Linked DNA regions of Homo sapiens: region 1 is linked to region 2. Evidence: read pairs that join two places in POLR2A ChIA-PET (ENCODE). Cell type or tissue: HepG2. All regions are shown on one strand.

Region 1 (2,500 bases), 110 kb before region 2:
TGCATCCTGACTGTGTGACCTTGGATAATGACAATTACTTAATCTGATTAAGTCTCAGTTTTCTTCGTCTGTAAAAGGGGGTAATAATAGTACCTACTTCATAGGGTTGCTGTGAAGACTAAATGAGGAATTGAACATAAAGCCTTTAGAATGGTTCCTGAAGCATAACCTTTATATTTTCTTGGTGCATAACTTTTTCTGGTGCATAACTTTTCTATTTTTTTCTAAAGATTTTTAATATTCTTTTTTTTTTTTTTTTTTTTTTTTTGAGACTGAGTCTCACTCTGTCGCCCAGGCTGGAGTGCAGTGGCACGATCTCAGCTCACTGCAAGCTTCACCTCCCGGGTTCACGCCATTCTCCTGCCTCAGCCTCCCAAGTAGCTGGGACTACAGGCGCCCGCACACCCGGCTAATTTTTTCTATTTTTAGTAGAGACGGGGTTTCACCGTGTTAGCCAGGATGGTCTCGGTCTCCTGACCTCGTGATCCGCCCGCCTTGGCCTCCCAAAGTGCTGGGATAACAGGCGTGAGCCACCGCGCCCGGCCAGATTTTTAATATTCTTGATGTGAATTTTTAATGAGTTCTTGCCTCAGTATATATTAATAATACTAATAAGTATTTGAGTACAGAGAGAATATTATAATTACTTTAATGGGGCAAATAAATATATTTTTGCCAGTAAAAAATTGTGCAGTATATTCCATTTCAGCAGCTTCATGTTAGCATAGTCTCTGCTGTTTGAATTTGGAATTGGCCAATATAAAGGTATAGTAAGTACACCGAGGGCAAAGGAGCACAGGGTGGGTTTGCTTTACTCCTCGTTCCGCTCTTTCAGGTTTTGAAGTGTTTTTGTGAGTCCCCGTGGACGGTAGTGTTGCATGGTTTTGAAGGCACTGAGCAGTTTGTAGAATTGATAGGCTCACTTTAGAGTCCTGGGCATGTTTACCTGACTTGATTGGTAGGAGCAGCTGCTGGTTCATTCATTTAACAGATTAGCTTCTCTGTTGTAGCTCTGAGCTTTGCAATAGAGACACGTTCTCTGCCCTTGAGGAGTTTTTAGTCTATTGGAGAAGAAAAATAAGCTGACATTTACAATGCCAATGTGAATGTTAAGTAATAGCTTAGCCTGGAGGAATATTCTTCTATTCTGGCCTAAAGGGCAGGCTAGGTTTTAAAGTGAGGGCTTTGCAGGGGAAGTTTCTGTCCTAAGCGAATGGGAGGAGTTCGGCATTCCATAAGGTGTGACCTGTAAGTAGGAATCAAAGTTTAGGGACAAAAGAGTATCCTGTGTTGCAAATTGTGGTTCTGTTACCTCCCAGGAGTTGGAGGAGGAGGGGAATAAATAGTGAGAGGGAAAGGTCAGTCTGGCCAGGTCCTAAGGAGTTTCTGTGTTAGGGGAAGGAGTTTGGATTTCTTTTACGTGACAAGCAGACCCTGAAAGTCTTTGGCCACATAAATTACTTGAGATTTAGAGGATTTGAGTTATACAGAGTAGGAAAAAGGAGGACAAGACTGTAATTAGACCAGTGAGGCAGCTCCTGACAAGAGATTTGAAGAGGGTTTGAACTAAGGTGGTGGCAATGGCAATTGAGAGGAGGTAGCAGTGGCAGAGGCATGTTAAGGAGGTAAGGCGATCTCATAGGTGGACTGGATGTAAATGTGGGACTCATCCTCACAGACGGCTGCTGAAATGGTAGAAGTAGACAAATTTGGGCTAGTCAGTGGTTCTTAGTCTTGGACACTTCTCCAGAAAAATCCACATATGCAGTTGTATACATTTGGTTTGAAACCTGGGGTAGGCTTGGTACCATGGCTCACAACTGTAGTCCCAGCACTCTGGGAGGCCAAGGTGGGCGGATCACTTGAGCTCAGGAGTTTGAGACCAGCCTGGGCAAAGTGGTGAAACCCTGTCTCTACAAAAAATACAAAAATTAGCCAGGTGTGGTAGTGCATTTTTGTAGTCCCAGCTACTCAGGAGGCTGAGGTGAGAGGATCGCTTGAACTCAGGAGGTCAAGGTTGCAGTGAATCTTGATCACACCACTGCACTTCAGCCTGGGTGGCAAAGGGAGAACTTAACTCAGAAAAAAAAAAAGATAAAGCCTATAGAAATGTTTTGTTTGACCCACACTTTTTGTGATGGTTTCTGATTTTTCTTCAGTACCTTTTCATACATGAGGAAACAGATTTATAAAATAACTTAGGGTTACATGTCTTTTTCTTTTCTTTTTTGAGACAAAGTCTCACTCTGTTGCCCAGCCTAGAGTGCAGTGGTGCGATTGGCTCACTGCAATCTCTGCCTCCCAGGTTCAAGCAATTCTCTGCCCCAGCCTCCCGAGTAGCTGGGATTACAGGCGCCCACCACCACACCCAGTAATTTTTGTGTTTTTAGTAGAGACGGGGTTTCACCATCTTGGCCAGGCTAGTCTTGAACTCCTGATCTCGTGATCCACCTGCCTTGGCCTCCCAAAGTGCTGGGATTACAGGCGTGAGCCACCGCGC
Region 2 (2,500 bases):
TCAGCCTCCCAAACTGCTGGGATTACAGGTGTGAGTCACTGTGCCCAGCCTATCTTGTTTTATTTTATTTTGAGATAGGGTCTCACTCTGCTGCCCAGCCTGGGGAGCAGTGATGTGATCGTGGCTCACTGCAGCCTTGACTGCCTGGGCTAAAGGCAGAGTAGCTGGGACCACAGGTGCATGACACAACATTTGACTAATTTTTTTAAAGTTATTATTTGTAGGGCCAGGCGCAGTGGCTCACGCCTGTAATCTCAGAACTTTGGGAGGCTGAGGTGGGCAGATCACTTGAGGCCAGGAGTTTGAGACCAGCCTGGCCAACATGGTGAAACCCCGTCTCTACTAAAAATACACAAATTAGCTGGGCATGGTGGTGGGTGCTTCTAGTCCAGGCTGCTAGGGAGGCTGAGGCAGGAGACTTACTTGAACTGCTGGCAGGCAGAGGTTGTAGTGAGCCGAGATTGCGCCATTGTACTCCAGCCTGGGCAACAGAGCGAGATTCCATTCCAAAAAAAAAAAAAAAATTATTTGTAGAGACAGGGTTTCACTATGTTGCTCAGGCTGGTCTTGAACTCCTGGGCTCAAGCAATCCTCCTACCTTGGCCTCCCAAATTGCTAGGATTTACAGGCATGAGCCACCATACCTGGCTGAAATAAGCAATTTTATTTTATTTTTTCTTTTAATTTTAAAATATATATATATTTTTAAACACAGAGATGGGGTCTTGCTGTGTTGACCAGGCTCCTCTGAAACTCCTGGCCTCAAGTGAGCCACCCACCTCGGCCTCACAAAGTGCTGGGATTACAGGCATAAGCAATTTTCATTGTTATGTACCAGGTGCAGAGCCCAGGACAAGGAGAGAGCTGTAAAGACCGTATCTGGAGGATCTGATCCTTCATAGCATGGCTAGGAGGCAAGCTGGGCCAGAGAGAATGGAGCCATATTGGGCTTGGTTCTTCCCTGCAGCTGGTGGCCCAGGTACTGTGGACATACATATGTCTCCAGGCCTCACCATGGCCAACTGTCTAGACTACAGAATCCAAAGCTTAAAACCAAAGTCATAAACCCCACAGCAGGATGTTTGCAAGGCTTTGGTGGAACACAGCCAGCCTGCAGTGTTAGCTCAAAGACAAGTTAAGCAAGTATCAAAAGTATCACAGAAGCAAGTTTTTTGACCTTAAAACACCTAGCAGAGACAGCATAAATTTGTTTAATCAGTAGACTCAGGCAAAAATGTCTACATTAAATTTTGAAGACATTTTTATTTTACTCAAAAATTTAAAGCTAGCTTTACTTACCAAAAATTACATGTGAACTTGAAAAGCATTTTGGCTAGTTATTTATGAGTACTCATTTATTTATACGTCAGTTTGGTATCCTGTAGACAACATACAAATACATGTATAGACACATACATACATGTAGATACAACACACAACACACATGTACACATGTATGTATCCAAAAGTCATAGAGATTAGGGAGTTTAATACAAAAGAGAGCAGAGCTTTAGACCTGAAAGGAACCCATTCACAACTCTTGGGGTTCCATGAGGAATACAGGGGACCTCAAAAGAGGGGGGTCAGTGGTGCCTTAACTGTGTTCTTCAAGGGGTCTCGCAGTTGATAGAAATTTCTTTTAGATCCCTTTATGTGATAACTAGAACTCTGATGTTTTTTCTCTGTAATTTTTCATCCACTGACCACCAAATAGAGGAGAAGGGGCTTGAGATAAACCATATCAGACAACTGGAGGGAATATCAAAGGGGGCAAAAGGCGGGGCAGAAGCTGAAGGAAGAATGAGTCCCAGAGGAGCCAGTCTGGAGAGGTCTGCAGCTCCCCAAAAAGACCAACACAATTTTACTTTTTTTTTTTTTTAAGCAAAAATTTTGGCTGAGTGCAGTGGCTCATGCCTGCAATCCCAACACTTTGTGAGGGCAAGGCAGGAGGATTGCTTGAAGTTTGAGACCCTGTCTCTGTTAAAAAATAGAAAAAATTAAAAAAATAGCTGAATATGGTGGCATGGCATGTGCCTGTAATCCCAGCTACCCAGGAGGCTGGGGCAGGAGGGGCGCTTGAGCCTGGGAATTCGAGGTTACAGGGAGCTATGATGGTGCCATTATACTGTAGCCTGGACAACTTTGTCTCTAAAAAAATGACTAAAATAAAATAAAATGTTGCCAACTAAATAGCGTTTTATTTCAAAAGCTATTTAAACCAACACAAAACTAATTTACGTACACATTTTTTCCTGTTAATCCAAATTTAGAAATGGAAGAAGACCAAGAAAGACTCTTCCTCATTCAACTGGGCACCACAGAGACCCAGGAGAACTGACTTGGTAAAAATTTCTTAGCTTTCTTCACTGGCTTTTCATCAATTGACCCAAGATCCCATCCTGAAGTTCTGGAGCCAACAGAGCAATTTGTTGTCCTGCTCACAATACCGAACTGAAAGGAAAGCTTAAATTTTTCCCCAGAAGGTTTGATAAGCTGAGTC

What was found. Peaks named below come from ENCODE experiments on the same cell type or tissue, not always from the same donor. Only the 100,000 strongest peaks of a DNase experiment are listed, where the experiment ranks them.
Region 1: POLR2A ChIA-PET joins it to region 2 with 6 read pairs; 6 of 35 experiments call an interaction of 5 or more read pairs at or near these places.

The regions. Positions count from the first base shown.
Region 1 is chr2:206,078,671-206,081,170 of GRCh38, reverse strand. All of the region lies in intron 1 of INO80D (INO80 complex subunit D), which reads left to right. Among named protein-coding and RNA genes, the nearest start is that of INO80D-AS1, 4.7 kb to the left of the region's middle. In HepG2, no CTCF peak of the experiment used is centred here; a DNase peak (open chromatin) is centred at 1,270.
Region 2 is chr2:205,970,823-205,973,322 of GRCh38, reverse strand. No RefSeq gene overlaps it. Among named protein-coding and RNA genes, the nearest start is that of INO80D-AS1, 110 kb to the left of the region's middle. In HepG2, no CTCF peak of the experiment used is centred here; a DNase peak (open chromatin) is centred at 1,062.